Linked DNA regions of Homo sapiens: region 2 is linked to region 1. A link is a loop called in an ENCODE intact Hi-C map of the cell type or tissue named here. Cell type or tissue: mammary epithelial cell. All regions are shown on one strand. Links, peaks and the distances in the headings refer to the core of each region. The heading gives the core; the rest is flanking DNA. Region 1 overlaps SUSD4 (sushi domain containing 4). Region 2 has its middle 32 kb from the start of TLR5.

Region 1 (12,430 bases), core at 1,867-9,866:
GCCCATTGCTTCCTGGACCTTCAGTTTACATTGAAACTATTCTTTCAGTACCATTACTGGATTAAGATACACACACTTTCATAAGGTTGAAGAGTGAGATGGCCACACGTTCACATGAATGAATGCACCCAGGATGATGCATGGACTTGGAAAATCTAGGGTGGAACAAAATTCATGTTAGCCCTGCTGACCCCATTCATTGACTCTACCCTAAGCCTCTGTGCCCTCTCCTCCAGCTGGCCTTTCCACAGCTGTTCCTGCATCTGGGCGCCCCTCTGTCAGCTTCCATCTCACTGCCACAACCTCCTGTGACTCTCAGATGGTCCTTGGCTTCCTCCCCAGCTCCAGGAAATCTCTGTGTTCTCAGAACTCCCAGAGCACTAGAATCATGGTGTGGTGTGCTGGAGAGAGCCTAGGAGATGGTCTGGGCCAGGGTTTGCATGGAGCCTTTTGCTCTCCTGCAGGGTCTTCCTGGACAGAGTGGGGACTGAGGGCACCTGGCTGAGCAAGCTGCCCCTGGACAAACCTGCTCCCACTTGACTGTGCCCCTACTTTAGATGTTGTGCTCCCTCATATCCTTTCACCAACATATGAAAATTTTGCACATAGTGCAGCTGTATCATTCTAGAGATGAGGGGAAATAAGGGCCCTGTCACCATGTGGCAATCCGGGGGGACTGGAATCCTTGCTCTACTGCTTTGGTGGCTTTATATGTGGGGCAAGCCCCTTAATTGCCTCTGCCTCAGTTTCCTCTTCTGTAAGATGGGGGATAATAGTACCCATGTTATAGAACTGTTGTGAGAATTAAATAAGTTAAATCTATAGAAACACACAGAAGAATGCCTATTATGTAGTAAGATTTCAATAAATATTGGTATCTTCATTGTTATTGTTATATTTTTAGTTATAAAAGCTCCTTAAAGCTAGGATCCACAACCGATTTATCTTTTTTTTCACCTGACTGTGGCCTGTGTGTTCTAGATTCTCAGTAAACCTTTGTCTACCAAGTTACAAATGTGGGAAGGACTGAGAGCAAACCCTAATGTGAGACCTCTGCAGCCCACATTACAGATTCCTCCAGGGCAGGCACTGTACTTTTCCTCTTGTTTATCTCTCAAACCACAGAATACATACATACGTAATCCCAGTTGAGTACTCATAGCTTGATTAGAAGAGGGCTGAAGGACTCCACAGCCAAGTTCAACAGCTAAGACCTGCTACTGTATGAATAAAGGACATCATTGAGCCAAGGGTTTTATTATTTCTAAATGCTCTGTCCTTTCCTCTTTGCTTCTGACATCTGAGTCAGGCAGCAACGACAGCTGCAGTGATGGGCAGGGAGGACCGTGAGAGGATTGATGTCTGGCCTTGACTTGCGCCTTGCCCCTCTCTTGGGAGTGACAGCACCTGGAGTATTGAGTTTTTCACTGACAGTGATGAGGGTCCAAACATGGCTTTGCAGTCAGTCCTAAGGGTGGGAAAGGGAGGAAGTCTTTCCGGCTTCTTATCTTCATCCACTCTTACATTTGTTCAACAATAATTTATTGAGCGCTTAACTATGTTCAAGGGCTGCCTTAGGTGCTAAGACTAGAAATAAGAACACAGTACAGTCCCGGCCCTCAGGAGCTCGAGCCTATGTGGGATACTGTCTCCGTCAGCTTGGGCTGCCTTAACAAAATACCATGTTGGATGACTTAAACGATGGAAATTAAATTTTGTCATAGTTCTGGAGGCTGGAAGTTCATGATCAAGGTGCCAGCACGGCTGGGTTCTGGTGAAGGCTCTCTTCCTGGGTTGCAGACAGCTGCCTTCTTGCTGTGTTCTCACATGGCCTTTCCTTGGTGTGGGTGCAGGGGTGGGGACGGGAGAGAGCTCTGTGGTCATGTTGGATTAGGGCCCCACCTTATGACTTCATTTAACTTTAATTACCTCTTAAAGGCCCTATCTCCAAATAGAGTCATATTGGGGGTTAAGGCTTCAATGTATGAATTTAGAGGGATACAATTCAGCTCTTAGCAGATACGAAAGGAAGACAAATGTTAATTCTTATGAAAAGGTGCTGTAAGGAATCCAGAGCTCTTATCCCAGCTAGGGGAAATATGGGAAGGCTTCCAGGAGGAGATGATGCCGGAGCTCAGTTCTGAAGGAAGTGGCAATTAGGTGAAGAAGGGGGAAAGAACATGAGCAAAGGTGTAGTCATATGAAACTGCCAGTGTTTGTATATGGTGAGGGTGATAGGGGCTACAAACCATTAGCTTACCTATTCATGCATTTCATTAAGTCATTCATCAAACATTTCCTAAGTCTGCTATTCATGCAGGCACTGATGATGGAGTCCAGAGATGATCTGGAAGCTCAAATTTGCAGAATTTCCCAAATTACAGGGCCATAACATTTGCTCTAATCTAATCAAACTACTGCTAGACACTCACATTATTCGATTACAGCTGCTGGCCACTAAAAATCAATTGCAAGTGGTGCCCCAGGCCATCCGCTGAGCCCACCCTGGTTTAGGTCAGGTAAATATTGAATTATTATGGGGAGGTAGCCTGCGGAGAAGTGATGAGTTAATATCCATAGTAACTGGAGGCCATCACATATATATATATTTTTAAGTCATTTTGAATTTATCTTTTAAGGGACATTTTCTTCTCTCCTACTCAAAACATTTTCTTTGTTCTTTTTTCTTTCTCTGATATTTAAAGTTAAAACCTCTGAATGATTCGTGAGTCCAGGTTTGGTGCTGGTGCCATTCTAACAGGCCCATGTTATGAGACTTGATGGCCTTTTTGTTGGAGAAGGAGCCTCATGCCTCCTGGCAGACAGCATAGTGGCCGCATCCATTGTGGTCTCAGTCTCCTTGCTTGCCCCTCTCTGCTTGGCACCTCCCAGAGCTTCTGAGCTTCATGCCCATGGACCAGCTCCTGGAGGTCTCTGAACCGTCCCCCAGCCCCACACCTGAACATGTATGAAGACTTGTATATGCATTTCTCTGAAGTGGGTTTGTAGCTTTCAGCAGAATCTCAGATGGGTTCATTAACCCAGAAAGCTTTTAAAAAAAATCACAAGCTTAGAACAAACTGCTTAGAGTAAGTCTGTACCTAAACTGTTGATACAGGTCACAAAGAGAAGGAAACAGTTCTCAAGAGATTGAGGTTTTGGGCTTACGCACCTTTAGGCTAGGGTTGGTAGTGTACCGGGGAGGCCTAAAGAGAAAAAGTGGGCAGTGCTGGCCAGCAACTCTATTTGGACTGGTAGGCATCAGAGCTGTCCCTTTAATTTAACCCTTCACCCACCAAGGCAATTGAAAACATCCTGCAATTTAGAAAAGTTTCCTGCCACAACTGGCTTGGAAACTTCTTACAAAGTGGCTTCTGTCTACATGGCATAAGAATAAATAGATATAGAACAGGTAGACTGATCAGCAAATATATGTGGAGTCTGTTACATGCAAGGCACTGTGCTAGGCAGGATGGGAGAGTCAGAGATGAATGATAGGTAAGATTCAAAAGCCTGAGTTATTATAGAAAATTATGAGTGGAAAAAAATTCATGTTTATTTTTTCCCGCTGAAAATATGAGCAGAATGAGAAATATTCCAATAAACAGGCAAAAACAGTGCTTTTGTCTCAGTTATCTCTGTAATTCAGCATGTTGTTATGACATATTGAAGCATTATGGACTTGATAACTGTGATTATGCTACTGCTTCTAGTGTTCTAAACGGATGGTTTAGTTGCATATGAACAAAGTTTTTTTTTTTTCCATTTGAATATTAGAAGCGTAATGAATGTTCCTGTTGCTTAGATCTGTAGTCCACTCAGTCTGGGCTTGGGGTTTGTTATGTTAGAGCTGAAGGGGCCATAGAGGTTGCCTTAATTACCGATGAGGAAATGAAGGCCCAGAAAGTAGAGTGAGGTGCTGGTTTCACAACTGGTTAGTGGCAGAGCTGGGACAGGGACCCCAATATGTTCTCTCAGATGGGGCTTCTCTATAACATCATTTGCTTTCCTCCAGACAACTGGGAATCATCACAACAGGATCCACCTCCTGAGGGTTATGTGGATTAAATGAGATAATACGAGGAAAAGTATTTACAGTAGGTATGACTCAGAACACAAGCCTTTATTTACTTATTGTAAAATAGCGCCTTAGATTAATTATTTCATGGATGCATTTGAGCATTAAGTTACCAAGTACTTCGGAAGTACATAGTAATTCTCACTTAAATGCGTGCATGAAATAATTAAGGCACTCTATGTCAGCTTCTATAGGGGATCTACTGATCCCCCAATAGTGGCTTCTACTGTAGGGGCTGGGATTTATTTAGCTGGGAAGTGATTCTGTCATCTACAATCATGACATAAGATGTTGGGCACATAATCAGAGGGTTGTGGCATTCAGGAATGGGAAAGATTGTTCTCACTGTGAAGAGGGGAGAATTTGTGACAGAGATGACATTTAAGTTAGGCCTTGAAAGACGTCTGCACTGGGAAGGGGAGGCGGGGTAGGGTAGGAGGGAAGTGCGGATGGTTAATGGGTACAAACAAAATGTACTATTGGAAAGAATGAATGAGACCTAGTATTTTATAGCACGACAGGGTGACTATTGTCAAAAGTAATTTAATTGTGTATTTCAAAATAACTAAAAAAGTGTAATTGGATTGTTTATAACACAAAGGATAAATGCTTGAAGGGATGGATGCCCAATTTTCCATATTGCTTATTGCTTGCCTGTATCAAAACATTTCATGTACCCCATAAATATATGTACCTGCTATGTACCCACAAAAATTAAAAAGCATTTTTTAAAAAAGAAAAATAACATTCACACAGAAAAAAAAAGTAGGAGCTTAATAGACATTTGTTGAATGAAAAAAAATATTTGTGAAATTTCAACAGGACGAAGTGAACTGCAGGGGGTTTTAGCAGAAAGAACATGAACATGGGCCTTGCTGGGGCAAGCATAAGATAGGTTCATGGCCAGGGAAGGACTGACTTTGGCCTGGACCAAGGGCATGTTTTGGAGACAGACCAGCAATATAGCAAGAAATGTAGTAACAATAGTAATAATATTAATGGGTAGCATTTATCAATTACTTGTTCATACCAGGCACTTTTGAAGTGCTTTACATAAATGAAGTCACTGAGCCTCACAGCAGCTTTATGAATTAGGTACCGTTTTCATTCCTATTTTCATATGAGGAAACTGGGGCAGAGAGAGGCTAAAGGGTAGGTTGAGGGTCCTAGAATTAGAAGTGGTGGGGCTGGGTCCCAAATTCAAGCCATCTGGCCCTGGAGCCTGCTGAGGTATTCATCTCTCCTTGCCTCACTGCTTCCAGGCTGGGGGGCACTCAGCCATGGGAGTTTGGGATGTAACACCGTGGATGGATTTGCCAGCTAACGTCATCTGCTTTTCCTCTTTGACCTTCTTTCTGCAGTACGCCTTGAACCCTAGCCCAAATGTGGTTAAGCCCAGAACCTCAAGAGAAAGGAAATCATAAATAGGAAAATGAATTTCCTAATCTTTGAAAACTATTTTCTTCTTATTGATTCCTCAGGAGGCCATCGACGAGCCACTGAGAGTTTCTGAACGGAGGAGCATGTTTAAGTCATACGTTAGGGTTTTGGTTCTCAAATGGGGTGATTTTGTCCCCCAGGGGACATTTGGCAATGTCTGAAGACAATTTTGGTTTTGGGGTAAGCGGATGGAATAGAGGGTGTGTGCTACGACTGTCTAGAGGGTGGAGACCAGGGATGCTGTGAAACATCTTAAAATGCACAGGACGGCCTCTACAACGGAGAATGATCAGCCTCAAGTGTCCGTAGGGCTGACTCTGAGCAACCCTGCCCTAGGGTGATTGGCCTGGCTGCTGCAGTAGGCAGGGGAGGCTGAAGGGAGACATGGAAGCTAGTAGCCAGGAGGAGGAGCTCCAGGTGAGAGGTGCTGAAGGCCCGGAGGAGGTACTGGCAGCAGAGAAAGCCAGGGTGCACATTTCAAAGGCTGAATTCTGGAGGGCAGAGGGCAGACCAAGGAAGATGTTGCAGCCAGGGGTTTCTAGTGTAGGCATGAGAGAGAAGAAGCATGGAGTCATTAACTGCAATGGAGATGTCAGGAAGAAAAGCTTATTTTAGAAAGATGATGAGTTTGGTCTTAAGATACTTAAATTTTGACATGCAGGTGGAATTGCCCAGCAGGCATTTGAGAATAAGTGATAGAAAGCCGGACGTCGGCGTTATAAATGTGATGTAGGAACCATCTCATGGGCAGCGGTAATTATAATCAGTGTTCAGTAGTGGTCCTGGGAGAGGACTGAGGGACACAGGGACTGTGAGGGATCCCCCTGAGGGATGCAGGAGAGGGAGCGGCAGGGCCTGGATCTGAACCCTGGCTCCATCTCTTAATAAGCGCATGATCAGAGGGAGCGTCAGGGCCTGGATCTGGACCCTGGCTCCATCTCTTAATAAGCACATGATCTTGGACATGTCCTTGAACCTCTCTTTGCCTCAGTTTCCTCACAAGATACCAAGAGAATATTCACAGAGATTGGTGGGGAGCCAAGATACAGCATTACCAAAGCCAGGGATGTGAGGGTTTCAGAGAGGGGGTTAGTGGTGCGGACCTCTGAAGGGGTTGGGGGGATCCATGAGAATGAAAGACCACCTCGTGTTCTCAGCTCATGAGTGACTTTGGGGACAGCATTTTCACTGTATGTTTGTGAGCACCACTTCAATGTAAGTTATCCTCACTGGTGTTACCACAATGTCCAATTATCTATTTTCTTTACAGTGTGTGACAGGAATAGTGTATATGTAGACTTAATAACAAATTACTTATATTAACTTTAGTTTTCCCTTAAGTAAGAGCAATGAGCTGTAGAGAAGGAGAGGGTAGATAAGTTATAAATGAAAGTGAAGAGAGGCCAGAGAGGAAGTTTCGATTATTTCTGCAGAATCTGTTTTTCTTTTAGCTTCCAAATTCCCAGCCTTGAACATAACAAGGAGTGCTAAATGTTCTGAACTCAGGAAAACTGTCCAGATGGGCCCAAGGAAGCAATCTGCCTACCCTCCACGTGTACATATCATGTTAGGGCGGCCTGCTTGGATTTAGGAAGAGCACACTCAGTCCCCAGTGGGAAATGTCCATCCCGATTAAATGAGGGCTGCGGAGTGTGGAAAACATGAGAAGTGGTGGAGAGTTTTTCTGGAGTTGAAGTTTGAGTCTCACTGTGACCAGACTGAACCTACTGAACCCACACTGATAAGGAAAGCGAACATTGTCCTTGGCAGCCCTTCAAGGCTAAGCTTTTCTCGGGGGTGAGCAGTCCTTGAGCAATTCCTTCAGTGCATTAAGTGCAAAGTGGCTCTTCCCTTAGCTACAAATAAGCAGACCACTGTTATTCTCAAGAAAGGAGACCCCAGGAGAGTGCAACATCAGCACAGCCTTACCATGTTCACTGCGCCAGGCAGGTGGAGGTAATTGAACACTCACAAAATTTATTTTTGTGTGAGACACTCATCTGAGAGGCTGGGTGCCATTTCCACTCTATCCCTAGCACCCGACAATGTTGCCTCCCTAGATCTTGCTTATCTTGTACACCATGTATGCCAAACACATCACCCATCTCTTTGAAATATTGTCAGAATGATCTTTGCTGTGCAGTATTAAAACCTGCAAATGCCCTTGCTCCGTTTTCTTAGGTGGTCAGGCTGTCTGTATATATTTATTGAGAAGACAGTTCTGAAGGCTAAGCATAGACAGGTTTCTGAAAAATTATGACTCACATTCCATTTTAACTGTTTTTGGGAATCTAGCTATTTAGTGGAAGTCTCAGGTTTTCCTAAAGTGCTGTGTGCTCATACATTTAGTTTTTATTTCCTGAAAATGGCTAACTTGGGACTTGGAGGTGGCTCAACAGAGGTTGACACGTTGGTTTGGATCTGGGCCATGTTCTCGTACTCTGTTGGTGGTGGAAATAAAGCTGGAAGGGTGGAGAAGGGTCAGGGAGAAGATAAGGAAAGGGAACACACTGTGGTTCCTACAGCAGTTGCACAGGGACTTCACGGGTTTACAGAGGGAAACCATAGCTAGGTTTAAGCTTTTTCCCTTATTAAAAGCAGCTATATATATGCAGATGTATGCATATTCATTGTTGAATTTTTTAGAAAATATGGATGAGCAACGTTAACAAAATAAATGTCACACTAACCCTCTGTTAGAAAAGTGATGTGTGTCTCTTTTCTATATATCTTCATTCTCCCCCCAAATAGTATATAGACATTGTTTTGTTACCTACTTGTATTACTTAACAATATATCATATTTTTATTAATCTTTTAAAAATAAATCTTTTAGAGCATCATTGTAACTCACCGTATTGTATTCTATTTTGTGCATACCCTATAATTTTTTTCACCATCGTGCTGCACATGCACTGGTCAGCAAAAACAGAGGCAGTTTGTCCAGTGGGGGAGATAAACAATCCAATAATCACAAAAATAAGTACAAGCTGTAAAAAGTGCCATGAAGGAAAGCAACTTAGCTTTGAAAGAGCTTATGAGGGAGAAGAAGGAGAATCTCACTTGGTCCAGCTGGGCGGGGTGCTCAAGGAAGGCTTCCGGTAAAAGTTAGCTTTGCGTGGAGAGGTGATAGATTTGAACCAGGTGAAGATCAAGGGAGAGTGTGTTCTCAGTGGAGGGAACAGCCAGCACAGAGGTCTTCTGTTGGGAGGTAGCATAGAATGTTCAAGAACCTGAAAGAAGGCCAGTGTGCCTGGAGTGTAGAGAGCCTTCCTCTTTTTATTGGCTATTTGTGTTTATTGTTTTGAATTCTGGGCTTATGTTCTTTGTCTGTTTTTCCGCTAATGTTTTTATCTTTTTCTTATTCATTTGTAAAACTCTTTTCAAATATTTGACCTTTCACATATCAACAATGTTCATTCTTGCAGTTTTTACTGGCCTTTAATTGCATTGATGATAATGCAGTCAACTTTTTTTCTCTATGGTTTCTGCCATAGAGAAACCGGTATTGGTATTAGGCTTAGAAAGTTTTTGCCAACCCAAGGTTATTTACATAGTCACCTGTATTTTTCATATTTTATTTGTTATACTTAAACATTTAGTCAATTTGCGTGCTGGGAAATGTAAGGATATTGTTAATTTTTATCCAGATGGTTAGCCAATTGTACCAACAGTATTTATTGAATAGTCTATCCTTTTCCCAATGTTTTGAAATAACACCCTCATAATATACTAACATTGTATAGATATTTGGGTCTGTTTCTTGGCCTTCTGTTATATTCCATTGATTTGATGTCTCTTCCTGTGCCAGAACCACACTATTTTACTACTTGTACCTTTTAAAATCAGATAGAGCAAATCCCCACTCATTACTCTTCATTTTCAAAATGTTCTCAGCTAGTCCTATGAAATCACTCTTCCAGATAAATTGTGGAATCATTTTGTTAATTTTGTAGATTAATTTGGGGAGAAGGGACATCTATTCAATAATAGTATTCTCAGAAAAATGGCAACCCTCTCCATTATTTTAAATCTCCTTTTGGGTTCCTGGGTAGAAAGAACATTTTTAAAGACAACATCAGCCCTGAGGACATTGCAGTTTCATCTACAAAATATCACTGACCTAGAGAACATGACTTCAGTGAACACTAGAGAAACAGTAGGACACTGAGGGCCCTTTGAGGATCTCTGTCTTGGGTACCCAGGCCCCCGCCTGTCCTCCTAGCCCTGGTTTCACTGTGGCTGTGGTCCACCAGGGCAGACCTCAGCCATGACTAGGAAGGAAATAGGAAAGGCAAGGGATGTTTATTTTTGGAGACTCGTCTGGGCTGGGCACCCTCCTCAGTGCTTTGCCTGTTGCCTCATTTACACTCGACGTGACCAGCCAATGAGCGATCTTTAGCTCTGTTTCATACCAGACTCTGAGGCCCCGAGAAGTTACTTAACTTGGCGCAGATGGGGGTGGTGATAGGCAAGCAGGAGGCATGGTGGTCTCTGTTGGCAGATGGGTGAAATGGGTTTGTACCCAGGCCTCTCCAAGCACAAAGTCCGCCTCTTTCCATTCTCTTCTTCAGGCTGGGAGACACACCCACCCTCACCACTGGTCACTAACTGGGAAGGGGGAGTTGGGAGCACCCCTGTGGTTGTAGCTGCGTGTGCAGTTGTTTTGGTGCCTGAGGCATGGGGGAGCCATGCTGATTGTCCCTCCGTTTGTGTATTTAAAACAAGACCTGAACCTGAGAACACTTGGGTGCCCCGTCAGTGGATCTGGAGACCGCTGGCATTTCTGCATCGGGTGTTCTGCGTGGGGGAGCTTGATGGGAGCCGGCCCCTTCTGCTTCCCACTCAGCCTTCACAGCTGGAAGGTGGATCTGGGGAGGACAGAGAGGGGGTGGGTGGGAGGTGGGACCCTCTCCAGGCTCTGCTGGCGGCAGCTGCCCTGCCTCGTGTGGAGCCTGGGCTAGAGAGATGCAGCCGTGGCTTTGCTATTTTTAAGCTGTCCGCTATGCTCTGGTGGAGGCTGCCCGCGTCAGATGCTGAATCATGATCCAGCTTGCTAATTGCAGCAGTGCCTGTGGACTGCCAAGTACCCAGACAGGCATCTGGCTCTGCCTTTCGGGTTCCCATGTTATAGTGGGGGACAGATGGGCACCCCATGACAGGAGTACCAGGCAGGCCCAGCACCATCACAGTTCTTGTTACCTTTGGGCTTCATAAAAAATTTACAACAGCAGCAACAAAAAGAAAAATAAAAACACCTCCCCAAAGAACACCAGATTATTACAGTATCTGTTTCGAGAGGAGGAAGAAAGCTTTAGGACTTTCCATATCAAACATGTGTATTTTAGCAATCAAGGTGCTTTTATTCTCTCTTAGAACAATCGGCACCTAACATGCAAACCACATTAAACGAATATGTGTAACACAGAGGGAATTAGGTGGATGAGGTCAAGTGTGTCTTTTTCTAGAGGTCAGTTTCAGCTAAGTGCTTACTATATTTCTGAAACAATAGAGATTTAAGAGATGTTCCTCCGGGGAGTTCAGCAGCCTTTGACATACTCTCTATCAGTGAGGGCCTGTTTGCATGTGTTCTGTCTCTCTGACTACCTGTCTAACTAGATCACAGGGCTGAGAAGGGACACATTTCCCCTCCTGTGGGAAAGAGCTCACCTGACCTCTACCTGGATCTTTTGCCTGGAGCCTCTAAACCCAGCTCCCCAGCTGTCAAAGCAGGCTGAATATCATGACTGCGGACAGAAGCTGCTTTTGGATTAGCAGGGATGGAAAGGACTGCGTGTTGACAGCTCCTTCCTTACCTTTGATTGTGGCACACTACTCTCAAAGCCTTCCCTTCTCCAGGACACTTTTCCTGTCTCTTCTCTAACACAAAGGTGACTCATTTTTCATTGCAGCTGCAGCATGGAGTGCTGGCCCAGCTCTGCACCCCAAGCAGAGGTCTCACTGGGTCAGGGCATCTTTTTGTATCTATCAGATGCCCATCTGTGCCCTCTGCCCCCTCAGAAGAATGGACAGGCCAGTGCCTGGATTCTTGTCTGTTCCAGGAGATGGGACCAATTTCACAAGAGCTGAGCTGTCTGAACAAAGAAGTGATGGGCACACATGAGCCTCCCTAGTTCTCAGACAATGGGGTGTTTAACTTCTGGGTGTTATTCTGCTTTTTTCAGGGTGCTGGGCCTAGACTGAAGCCCATGGCACCAGCCACAATGCTCCTGCAGGATTTGGCTGCGTGTGGTCTTTGTCAGGGAATGCGATTGGAGCAGCTGCTTCCAGGGCTTGATTCCCCACAATTCTTCCTGGCCTGTTGTGTAAAGGAGACGGCTTTAAGGAGATAAGGAGATAAGGAGTTGAGTGTCGTGGTTCTGCCAGAGCGGAGCCGGTGGAATGAGAGCCCCCTTTTCTTCAACTTGGCAAATTAGTGTCTGCCTTTCAGACTGTTGGAAACAGCTCAGTGTGTGTAAGCGGAAAAGTGGTCGGTGGGCCTCAGGCCCAGCCAGTCCTGGGGGAGCCGGGGCCCAGCCTTCTGCTTCCTGAGGGGCCTCAGGTGTATACACATGAAGCTTGTTGAGTTAGTGGTGTCTGAATGCCTCAGAAATCTCTAGGGAACTTCTGCAAAGACGATTCCTCGGCCTTGCCCCCATAGACGCTGAGAAGGTAGATCTGGGAGGATCACAGAAATCATACCATTAAAAGGTGTCGTGAGATTCTGATGGGTGGCTCTCTAGGTTTGCTAACCCTGCTGCAGTGACTCCCTCAGTCTCACACCAGATCTGACAGGGACCTGGCGGGGGCAGGGATTAGACTTTGGGAGCATGGCAGGTGAGAAGGGAGATGGCGGGTTGGAGGGATGGGTCCCTCTGTCCTGTCCCACCCCTGCCCCGCTGGCTCATTCTCT
Region 2 (12,430 bases), core at 2,781-10,780, 170 kb after region 1:
TGCAAAAGCCTTGATTATAAAAGTCCCTGGCACAAGCTTAGCGTCTGCTAAACTATCTGACTGCCCACACCCTTTCTCTGGACTTGTTTTAACCTTTTTCAGTTCCGCTCCAAGTGCTCTATGGTGTGGTTGTTTCGTAGAACTGGTGCTTAAAGACTAATGTCTCTCCCTGTTGTGCCTGCTGGGTTTCTAAAGAGGAAACCAAGTAGCTAATAGTCTATTTATTTTTCCAACAGTCTCAGGAAACAAACTCATGCAGGGCATCTATCTGCATAAAAGAAGTAGTAGCTCCATTGCTCTAGCTAAAGGGTAAAGCCACATTGGTATGCACTGCACAAAAGTAGAGGCTGACTTTAAGTCATAATTTGCATTTTCTCCTTGCAGAGCTATTTATCTGGAGATGTTAGAGTTCCCTGTATGTGGGAAACTCTCATTTAGCATTGTATAAATGGACTCTGGCTGAATCTGTGGAGCTCAGGCAGATATCTAAAAGTGGGCAACATGTTCTCTGGAATAGCTTTCCATAATTCTTTAACAACTGGTACCTGGTCCTGGTATGAAGGAACGGTTGAACTCAATTATCTCCCCATGAGAGAATTCCAGAAGAGATGGCTTAAACCCCAATCTCAGAGGTTTGAAGGAAATTCACATCTCCAGAAGGGACTGTGGAGGACAATGTCGCTCAACTATTTTAAGTTAGCAAAATGTCTCCCCTAGTCAGAGTAGGGAAAATGTAAGGTAAATATTTAAACAAGCGAAAGGAGGCAGTAAGCAAGAAGACAAAACCAACTCTACCTTCAAAATCATACAAAGAAAGAGGCTGGATTCTATTGGAATTAAATTGATGGAAAGGTCCTGGACCAGGCTGTGTCCTCCCCATGTGGCTGCAGTGGACACTGGACAAGACCCACTGGTTTATTTTGTGACTTTCACTCATGTGATGCCATTTATCAAGGTCACATGGCAAGCTTTTGGGAAAATCCACCCAGATTGCTGGTCTTTACTTCATTCCACTGTGGTCACACAGCTTAGCTACCAAGGGATTGGAGTAAGAAAAGTGTGCAGTGGGAGGCTGGGGTTGATCGTGGATTTATTTGGTAATAAAGGTCCTTGGGCCACATGTGCTCTGAATACAGTGATCTCACACAGACTTGCTCCCATTCAGGGACCTTATTACATATATGTCTCTCTTTGCCTCATGGTCATTCTTGTGTCACCAACCAGACTCCAAGTTTCTTGAAAACAGGGATGGTATCTCAGACTTAGACATTCCCTGGTATCTAACACAGTACTGGGCTCAATAAATGCTACATCGACTTGAGAGGGCCTGACAAAGGCTGGGCACAGTGGCTCACGCCTGCAACCCCAGCACTTTAGGAGGCTGAGGTGGGAAGATCACTGGACCCCAGGAGTTGGAGACAGCCTGGGCCACATGGCGAAACCACATCTTTAAAAAAAAGAAAGAAAGGAAGGAAGGAAGGAAGGAAGGAAGGAAGGAAGGAAGGAAGGAAGGAAGAAAGGAAAGAAAGAAAGAAAGAAAGAAATTGAGACACAGAAGCCAAAAATAACAAAAATGATGTTTGATAGAAAACCCATTTGAGGTAATTTATAAGTAAGAGAAAAAAATTAAAAAATAGAAAGGGCCTGACAAACATGCATATTAGTTCCTATGGTCAGCCTGAGCCACAGAGGGGCCGAAGGCAGAAGGAGCAGGAAGATCTGAGATGCTTCAGCAGAGAAGGGGACCTCTGAGGAGACTGGATCGAAGAACCAGCTACAGAGTCAAGCTAGTGAAGGAAATGCTTAAACTCATTGAAAGAAAAGCACCCCTCCCTCAAAGAGGGCTCCTTACCCCAGACAATGCCTGGAGTTGTCTCCTCTCTCACAGCCAGAACTCAGAAGGCGTGGATTTGCATCGTATCTGCTTGACTTACTGAGGCAGATCAGAGAGGGGCTCCTCCGCTCTGCAGAGCTCAGAGACTTTCCTCTCCCCAGAAGAGTTAGTCTAGTCATTGCTGGTGCCCCTTCTTTCGGATCAGGCTGTCTAATCATCCTTCCATACCTGGCCAGTGGGGTGCAGGGGGTTAAAGGTAAAAGAATCTTTCCTATAAAGTAGTTTAGATAAATTCTGAGGATGAGGATATTGATGAATTGGCAAGGAGAGTGGGGGGTGGGGCATGCAAACCTCTATGTAGGAGAGGAGAATCGATTTGATTAGGTTTTTTAAAAAAAAAGAATGGGGCCAAAACACAAATGGATATCATGGATCTCTCTCTCTCCCCCTCCCCTCCCCCACCATGCACACACTCACACACACACTCACACACACATGCACCCGCCCCAGGGCTTCTGCTTTCCTCCCGGGGCTACCTGTGTGCCAGCATCATAATTAACCTGCATCTCCCGCTTATCACCTGCTGCACCCCCTGTTCCCACTGATGCTTTAGCTTCTCCAGGGCCCTGCTCTTCATTTAATCTCACAGCTTCTCATGGTGCTGTAATTCCAAGGCAGGGGGAGGACAGCACTATGTATAAATCTCTCCAGCCGCTCTCCCTCCTCCCCAGCCTCCCCTTGGCTTACAGGCTCCCTGTGACCCCAGAGACTCCCAGAGATGGATGGAGATTCCTTCCTGGTCCACTGGGCTGTCAGAGTCCCCAAGACTTGCTGTGCAATTTTACACTCTTCCCTAGATTAAAAGCAAAGTCATTATGAAAAATCTACCTGTCCTGAGTGAAAGCCTACATACATACAGCAAAGGCTGCTTTCCCACGGTTCTGCTGGGCTAGGGCTGGGGAATTGGCATTATTGGGGGTGCAGTAAAGGTTAGCCTTTTTGTCTTCTTTTCTGCAAAAGCCGTTTTTACACATTGCTATTTTGAAAATAATAAAGCACTTTCTTTGGGAACTTGGGGTCTTGGTCGTGTTGTGGGCGTTGGCTTCCCAGCCTCTGCTTTATTTCATTTGTCTGCATTTCTCTTTTCTTATTGGGCCTCCCTGAAAGTGTTCAGAATGTCCCCAGACTCGAGCACCGTTTTCTGTCTGCCACTTCCTCATTCCTTGTTCCTCAAATTCCCAGAATACAGTGGTTGACAGCACTGGCGGGTTTAGGGACAAGCCAAGCTCAAGTTCCAGCTGGGCTGTTTGTTCACTGTGACCTTGGGTGAGTTCTCTCACCTCTTGCACTGCGGGCATGATGACAGTACCTGCCTCAAGGGGTTGAGGCAATGCATGTATAAAGCCTCAGTGGGGATCTGGGGTGCTCCCTAAATGTTAGTGATTGTCATTATTATAATTTTGGAAAGCAAGCTTCCAATGCCAGAGTAAGACCTTCACATATAAAAGATTTAGAATGTTGTGGGGCCACCAGGACCCAGAGTGAGAGCACCACAAGGACACCTGTACTAAAACTCACCCCTAAATATCCTGAGCCTGGCCTTTGGACCCTGAGGGGCTACACAGTGGAGGCAGGTGTGGGCAGGGGAGCTGGGATAAAAAGCAGACAGATTGGGCTCTGAAATCTGTCTCACTCTTGTGACCACAGGCAAGTAGCCCCCCTCTCTGAGCTTCTGTTTCCTCACCCATACAATAAAGATAATAATTTCCAGCTAAGAATATTTTAGTGAGGTTTAAAGACCATGCACCTAAACATATAACACCACCAGAATGCATGCTCAGAACTTTTAAAATTATTTATATGGTGACATCAACTTGCCTACTTTGTGATAAGCATCACCTGCAGTGGGTGCCAGACGTGCAGGGAGATGAGCAAAAACAAGGACACAGCCTCTTTCCCTTAAGTAGCACATAGCCATTCCCAAGATCTTTTCAAATACATGATCTTATCCCCAAAGGCACCAAGCCGCTCTAAGTCTGAGCAAGTTTGTCAGCCCCTCCAAGGAGTGGGCAAAGGGGTTGTCCTAGTTCTTTTGAGATGCTGTCACTAACTACCATAAACTGGATGCCTCGTAAACAACAGACACTTACTGCTCACAGTTCTGGAAGCGGGGAAGTCCAAGATCAAGGTGCCAACAGGTTTGGTATCTAGTGAGGGTCCACCTCCTGATTCATCGATGGTGTTTTCTCACTCTGTCCTCCCATGGAGGAAGCAGGGAGGCTGTTTTCTGGGGCCTCTTTTATAAAGGCATGAATCCCATTCATGAGGGCTCCACCCTTATAGCCTAATCACTTCCCAAAGGCCCTACCTCCTAACACCATCACCCTGGGGATTAGGTGTCAACATATTAATTTGGAGAAGAACACAGGTATTTGGCCTATAGCAGGGGTCAGAGGTCAGAGATGATGAGCTATGCCTGAAGCCACGTAACCTGAAAGACAGAGCCAGTCCCCACACCTGCTCTCCCACTCCCATCCCATGCTCTCTGCCACACCCATGGCCATGCCTCTGCAGAACTGGGAGTGTCCTGGTCTTCTGGAGGGGTGGCCATATTAGGACGGAATATGTTTAGTCACCTATGACTAGCATTGTTTAAAAAAGAAATAGAATAGAACATAATAGAATAGAACGCAGCAGAATGAAATAGAACATTTCAGATGCACTGCCCATAAGAAAAGGAAATATTGTTTCATGAAATTTGTTTCACATGTATGTATGTGTTTATGTGCATGTGTACTGCGTATTGATATAAAATGTACTTTTTGATTGGGTCACTGTCTAGAAAAGTTTGAAAAACACTTTATTGTTTTATTGTTTATTCCTATATCCAGAGCTAATATCCTTTTTTCTAACCATCCCAATTATTCTCCATTAGAGAAAAGCATATTTTGTCTCAAATTTTTTTCAGCCTGTTACAATGATATAAAACAAATTCATCCAAACCTATTTTTGTCACAGGGAAACCCCCTTCCAGCTCTGAAAACTCTGGGGCTTCCACATGTCCTACAGGGTAAATCCAAATTTCCACTAGCTTCCAATGTTCCACATTTCCAGCCATACCTTCCGTAACTCCTCAATGCTCATGCTCCTGCCAGGCTTGTCTTCCCAAGGTAACTTCTGTCTGCCTAAGAAGAAGGCGCCCCCTTCAACTCCCCATCTCTATCTCTCAGGCCCTGAGCAAGTTTAACTTGCCTCTGACACTCTTCTGCTTTGCAGGCCATGGTGATTCCAATTTCCTGTGAAAACAGCATTTCTTGTGCAATAAGTGCATGGGGTCCCTTGTCACATGTTGCTGAGTTCCTGCATTAAAAATCACACTCCCTCAGCACAATGCTTTTTGAGATTCGTCTCTGTCTCATACGCATCAGTAGCCTGTTCCTCTTTTCTCAATCTCTAAGTAATACTACATTGTATTCCATGGATAAACAAAAATTTTCTCAGCCATTTGCAATGAGCTTGCCAAACTGCTAAGTCTGGGTGAACAGTCCCCATAAGACTGCCCTCTCCTCAGATGCCAAGTGTGGGGGTCCCCAGGGTTACCCTCACTTCAGATCAGCTGGCTACAAATTCAGAGGTCTCCACAACCACTCTCAGGCTTGACAATTTGCTAGAACAAGTAACAGAACTTGGGAAAGCCCTATACTTAAAATTACAGTTTTATGACAGTGAAAGAATACAAATTAGAAATAGCCAAAGCTTCTACTGCATAGGGCAGAATCTGGGAGAGTTTCAAATATGAAGCTTCCACGCCCCCAAGAACATGTTGCCTTCCCATCATCGATATGTGGCAATGTGCACAGAGTACTGTGGATCTTGGAAGTTCAACCGAGATTTGGTGTCCAGAGCTTTTAATGGGGCTCAATCACACACTGCCCAAGCACCTGGCCTTTAGTCTCCAGCTCCTCCCAGAGGCCAGAGCAAATACTGTGTGTTCCAAAGGCCCATCATAAATCACATCATTAGGCTGTTGCTGGCCAAAGCCCCCAGGCAAACGATGACACTCCTATTGCAGGAGACTTCAGGGGTCTAGAGATCACCTGCCAGTGGCCCAAGACAAAGACCAGACCTCTGTTTGGTTAATTCTGCACTACGCGCCATTCACCTGCCGATGGACATTTGGAGTGTTGCCAGGTTTTGGCTATCAGGAATAAAGCTGATGTTGGTAAATGCAACAACCTAGGTGAATCTCAAAACTATTAGACCAAGTGAAAGAAGTACATACTTATGATCCTATTTATAGAAACTATAGAAAAGTCAAATCTAACCTATGGCGATGGTAGAAGCAACTACAGCTACATAATTTGTAGGGCCCAGTACATTTTATTGTGTGTACCCCTCAATAACTCAATGAAGTAGATTTTTTATTTAAAAAATACCATTTACTGAGCTCTTGCTATAAAACCCCCGTTTGTCAAGGACCCCAAATTTGTAGCCAGCTGATCTGAAGCACTTTACTAAGCACTTTACAATATTAATATATTTGTGCTCAACTGATACTTACAGATGAAGAAATTTAGGCTGAAAGAAGTAACCTGCCCAAGGTTTCATCTGGCAAGGGACAGTATCTGGATTTGAACCCAGGACTGTTAGGCATTGAGAGCAGTGTGCCTAACCACCAAATACCAGTACTCCTGTCCTCTGTTTAACTCCTCCCTAGGTCATGGTCTGGCTTTTCATATATATTTTTCTGGTCTTCCCATCCACTGTAAGTTCCCAATAACAGAGACGTCATCAACAGTTGGGTACGCTGTGGAATACACACAGGAATTTCTTGTCAGACAGTTTTTTCATATGCATATATCTTCATACACAGGGATATAGGTTTTGTTTTTTTAATAAAATTGAGATCTCATTATGTAAACTGTAACATGATTTTTTTTTCATATAATGGTTCATGAGTTCATTTTTCCTCAAATCTTGGTGTTCACTGCATTACTCCTTGGTTGATTTTTCAAAGCAAGAAGGAAGATAAAGTTTTTAGGTTTTTAAAAGTGTCTGTGACATGCTGCTTTGCTATAGATGATAATCCTGCAGTCATACCTGCACAAGATCCTCTTATTACAATTGAGGGTGGTTGTTTCCTGTATATATTGACACTAAAGAAGATCAATAACTTACAGGAAAAAAGTCCTTCTGTCAAGAACATTTGATTCTGTTTTTAGAACAGTTACATTTCTTTAAGGACAGCTCTAAAGTGTAAAACATAAAATGTTTGCAAATATGTATATTATATATACCTTAAATGTGCATCAAGAACATTATATTTAATGACTGCATGTATTCCAAGAAGTAAATGTATCATAATTTATTTAGCCAATTCCCCATTGTTAGATAACTCGCCTTTCCCCATTTCTTTGAAATTATAAACAATGCTGCAATATTGAGACATGTTCGTGAAGTATGAATTTTACTTAAAAGTTTCTGGGGTAAAGAGTTAAGTACTTTAAACGATACGTAATTTTTTTTTAAGTTTTGTTTTTCTTTTATTATTATACTTTAAGTTTTAGGGTACATGTGCACATTGTACAGGTTAGTTACATATGTATACATGTGCCATGCTGGTGCGCTGCACCCACTAACTTGTCATCTAGCATTACGTATATCTCCCAGTGCTATCCCTCCCCACTCCCCCCACCCCACAACGGTCCCCAGAGTGTGATGTTCCCCTTCCTGTGTCCATGTGATCTCATTGTTCAATTCCCACCTATGAGTGAGAATATGAGGTGTTTTGTTTTTTGTTCTTGCGATAGTTTACTGAGAATGATGATTTCCAATTTCATCCATGTCCCTACAAAGGACATGAACTCATCATTTTTTATGGCTGCATAGTATTCCATGGTGTATATGCGCCACATTTTCTTAATCCAGTCTATCATTGTTGGACATTTGGGTTGGTTCCAAGTCTTTGCTATTGTGAATAATGCCGCAATAAACATACGTGTGCATGTGTCTTTATAGCAGCATGATTTATAGTCCTTTGGGTACATACCCAGTAATGGGATGGCTGGGTCAAATGGTATTTCTAGTTCTAGATCCCTGAGGAATCACCACACTGACTTCCACAATGGTTGAACTAGTTTACAGTCCCACCAACAGTGTAAAAGTGTTCCTATTTCTCCACATCCTCTCCAGCACCTGTTGTTTCCTGACTTTTTAATGATTGCCATTCTAACTGGTGTGAGATGATATCTCATTGTGGTTTTGATTTGCATTTCTCTGACGGCAAGTGATGATGAGCATTTTTTCATGTGTTTTTTGGCTGCATAAATGTCTTCTTTTGAGAAGTGTCTGTTCATGTCCTTTGCCCACTTTTTGATGGGGTTGTTTGTTTTTTTCTTGTAAATTTGTTTGAGTTCATTGTAGATTCTGGATATTAGCCCTTTGTCAGATGAGTAGGTTGCGAAAATTTTCTCCCATTTTGTAGGTTGCCTGTTCACTCTGATGGTAGTTTCTTTTGCTGTGCAGAAGCTCTTTAGTTTAATTAGATCCCATTTGTCAATTTTGGCTTTTGTTGCCATTGCTTTTGGTGTTTTAGACATGAAGTCCTTGACCATGCCTATGTCCTGAACGGTAATGCCTAGGTTTTCTTCTAGGGTTTTTATGGTTTTAGGTCTAACATTTAAGTCTTTAATCCATCTTGAATTGATTTTTGTATAAGGTGTAAGGAAGGGATCCAGTTTCAGCTTTCTACATATGGCTAGCCAATTTTCCCAGCACCATTTATTAAATAGGGAATCCTTTCCCCGTTGCTTGTTTTTCTCAGGTTTGTCAAAGATCAGACAATTGTAGATATGGCGTTATTTCTGAGGGCTCTGTTCTGTTGCATTGATCTATATCTCTGTTTTGGTATCAGTACCATGCTGTTTTGGTTACTGTAGCCTTGTAGTATAATTTGAAGTCAGGTAGTGTGATGCCTCCAGCTTTGTTCTTTTGGCTTAGGATTGACTTGGCGATGCGGGCTCTTTTTTGGTTCCATAGGAATTTTAAAGTAGTTTTTTCCAATTCTGTGAAGAAAGGCATTGGTAGCTTGATAGGGATGGCATTGAATCTATAAATTACCTTGGGCAGTATGGCCATTTTCACGATATTGTTTCTTCCTACCCATGAGCATGGAATATTCTTCCATTTGTTTGTATCCTCTTTTATTTCCTTGAGCAGTGGTTTGTAGTTCTCCTTGAAGAGGTCCTTCACATCCCTTGTAAATTGGATTCCTAGGTATTTTATTCTCTTTGAAGCAATTGTGAATGGGAGTTCACTCATGATTTGGCTCTCTGTTTGTCTGTTGTTGGTGTATAAGAATGCTTGTGATTTTTGTACATTGATTTTGTATCCTGAGACTTTGCTGAAGTTGCTTATCAGCTTAAGGAGATTTTGGGCTGAGACAATGGGGTTTTCTAGATATACAATCATGTCGTCTGCAAACAGGGACAATTTGACTTCCTCTTTTCCTAACTGAATACCCTTTATTTCCTTCTCCTGCCTAATTGCCCTGGCCAGAACTTCCAACACTATGTTGAATAGGAGTGGTGAGAGAGGGCATCCCTGTCTTGTGCCAGTTTTCAAAGGGAATGTTTCCACTTTTTGCCCATTCAGTATGATATTGGCTGTGGGTTTGTCATAGATAGCTCTTAGTATTTTGAAATACGTCCCATCAATACCTAATTTATTGAGAGTTTTTAGCATGAAGGGTTGTTGAATTTTGTCAAAGGCCTTTTCTGCATCTATTGAGATAATCATGTGGTTTTTGTCTTTGGCTCTGTTTATATGCTGGATTACATTTATTGATTTGGGTATATTGAACCAGCCTTGCATCCCAGGGATGAAGCCCAATTGATCATGGTGGATAAGCTTTTTGATGTGCTGCTGGATTCGTTTTGCCAGTATTTTATTGAGGATTTTTGCATCAACGTTCATCAAGGATATTGGTCTAAAATTCTCTTTTTTGGTTATGTCTCTGCCCGGGTTTGGTATCAGAATGATGCTGGCCTCATAAAATGAGTTAGGGAGGATTCCCTCTTTTTCTATTGATTGGAATAGTTTCAGAAGGAATGGTACCAGCTCCTACTTATACCTCTGGTAGAATTCGGCTGTGAATCCATCTGGTCCTGGACTCTTTTTGGTTGGTAAGCTATTGATTATTGCCACAATTTCAGCTCCTGTTATTGATCTCTTCAGAGATTCAACTACTTCCTGGTTTAGTCTTGGGAGAGTGTATGTGTCGAGGAATTTATCCATTTTTTCTAGATTTTCTAGTTTATTTGCGTAGAGGTGTTTGTAGTATTCTCTGATGGTAATTTGTATTTCTGTGGGATCAGTGGTGATATCCCCTTTATCATTTTTTATTGCGTCTATTTGATTCTTCTCTCTTTTTTTCTTTATTAGTCTTGCTAGCGGTCTATCTATTTTGTTGATCCTTTCAAAAAACCAGCTCCTGGATTCATTGATTTTTTGAAGGGTTTTTTGTGCCTCTATTTCCTTCAGTTCTCCTCTGATCTTAGTTATTTCTTGCCTTCTGCTAGCTTTTGAATGTGTTTGCTCTTGCTTTTCTAGTTCTTTTAATTGTGATGTTAGGGTGTCAATTTTGGATCTTTCCTGCTTTCTCTTGTGGGCATTTAGTGCTATAAACTTCCCTCTACACACTGCTTTGAATGTGTCCCAGAGATTCTGGTATGTTGTGTCTTTGTTCTCGTTGGTTTCAAAGAACATCTTTATTTCTGCCTTCATTTCGTTGTGTACCCAGTAGTCATTCAGGAGCAGGCTGTTCAGTTTCCATGTAGTTGAGTGGTTTTGAGTGAGATTCTTTATCCTGAGTTCTAGTTTGATTGCACTGTGGTCTGAGAGATATAGTTTGTTATAATTTCTGTTCTTTTACATTTGTTGAGGAGAACTTTACTTCCAAGTATGTGGTCAATTTTGGAATAGGTGTGGTGTGGTGCTGAAAAAAAATGTATATTCTGTTGATTTGGGGTGGAGAGTTCTGTAGATGTCTATTAGGTCCGCTTGGTTCAGAGCTGAGTTCAATTCCTGGGTATCCTTGTTGACTTTCTGTCTCATTGATCTGTCTAATGTTGACAGTGGGGTGATAAGTCTCCCATTATTAATGTGTGGGAGTCTAAGTCTCTTTGTAGGTCACTCGGGACTTGCTTTATGAATCTGGGTGCTCCTGTGTTGGGTGCATATATATTTAGGATAGTTAGCTCTTCTTGTTGAATTGATCCCTTTACCATTATGTAATGGCCTTCTTTGTCTCTTTTGATCTTTGTTGGTTTAAAGTCTGTTTTATCAGAGACTAGGATTGCAACCCCTGTCTTTTTTTGTTTTCCATTTGCTTGGTAGATTTTCCCCCATCCTTTTATTTTGAGACTATGTGTGTCTCTGCACGTGAGATGGGTTTGCTGAATACAGCACACTGATGGGTCTTGACTATCCAATTTGCCAGTCTGTGTCTTTTAATTGGAGCATTTAGTCCATTTACATTTAAAGTTAATATTGTTATGTGTGAATTTCGTCCTGTCATTATGATGTTAGCTGGTGATTTTGCTTGTTAGTTGATGCAGTTTCTTCCTATCTCGATGGTCTTTACATTTTGGCATGATTTTGCAGCGGCTGGTACCGGTTGTTCCTTTCCATGTTTAGTGCTTCCTTCAGGAGCTCTTTTAGGGCAGGCCTGGTGGTGACAAAATCTCTCAGCATTTGCTTGTCTGTAAAGGATTTTATTTCTCCTTCACTTATGAAGCTTAGTTTGGCTGGATATGAAATTCTGGGTTGAAAATTCTTCTCTTTAAGAATGTTGAATATTGGCCCCCACTCTCTTCTGGCTTATAGGGTTTCTGCCGAGAGATCCGCTGTTAGTCTGATGGGCTTCCCTTTGAGGGTAACCCGACCTTTCTCTCTGGCTGCCCTTAACATTTTTTCCTTCATTTCAACTTTGGTGAATCTGACAATTATGTGTCTTGGAGTTGCTCTTCTCGAGGAGTATCTTTGTGGCGTTCTCTGTATTTCCTGAATCTGAATGTTGGCCTGCCTTGCTAGATTGGGGAAGTTCTCCTGGATAATATCCTGCAGAGTGTTTTCCAACTTGGTTCCATTCTCCCCATCACTTTCAGGTACACCAATCAGACGTAGATTTGGTCTTTTCACAAAGTCCCATATTTCTTGGAGGCTTTGCTCATTTCTTTTTATTCTTTTATCTCTAAACTTCCCTTCTCGCTTCATTTCATTCATTTCATCTTCCATCGCTGATACCCTTTCTTCCAGTTGATTGCATGGGCTCCTGAGGCTTCTGCATTCTTCACGTAGTTCTCGAGCCTTGGTTTTCAGCTCCATCAGCTCCTTTAAGCACTTCTCTGTATTGGTTATTCTAGTTATACATTCTTCTAATTTTTTTTTCAAAGTTTTCAACTTCTTTGCCTTTGGTTTGAATGTCCTCCCGTAGCTCAGAGTAATTTGATCATCTGAAGCCTTCTTCTCTCAGCTCGTCAAAGTCATTCTCCGTCCAGCTTTGTTCCGTTGCTGGAGAGGAACTGCGTTCCTTTG

Evidence for each region. Peaks named below come from ENCODE experiments on the same cell type or tissue, not always from the same donor. Only the 100,000 strongest peaks of a DNase experiment are listed, where the experiment ranks them.
Region 2: it touches region 1 in a loop (4-fold over the local background); 3 of 110 quality-filtered maps call a loop at or near these places.

Annotation. Positions count from the first base shown.
Region 1 is chr1:223,339,437-223,351,866 of GRCh38, reverse strand. All of the region lies in intron 2 of SUSD4 (sushi domain containing 4), which reads left to right. Among named protein-coding and RNA genes, the nearest start is that of SUSD4, 19 kb to the left of the region's middle. RefSeq lists a silencer at 9,663-9,840 and an enhancer at 10,331-10,831. In mammary epithelial cell, for the core only: a CTCF peak has its summit at 5,908 (motif pointing right); no DNase peak of the experiment used is centred there.
Region 2 is chr1:223,168,581-223,181,010 of GRCh38, reverse strand. No RefSeq gene overlaps it. Among named protein-coding and RNA genes, the nearest start is that of TLR5, 32 kb to the right of the region's middle. In mammary epithelial cell, for the core only: a CTCF peak has its summit at 5,794; no DNase peak of the experiment used is centred there.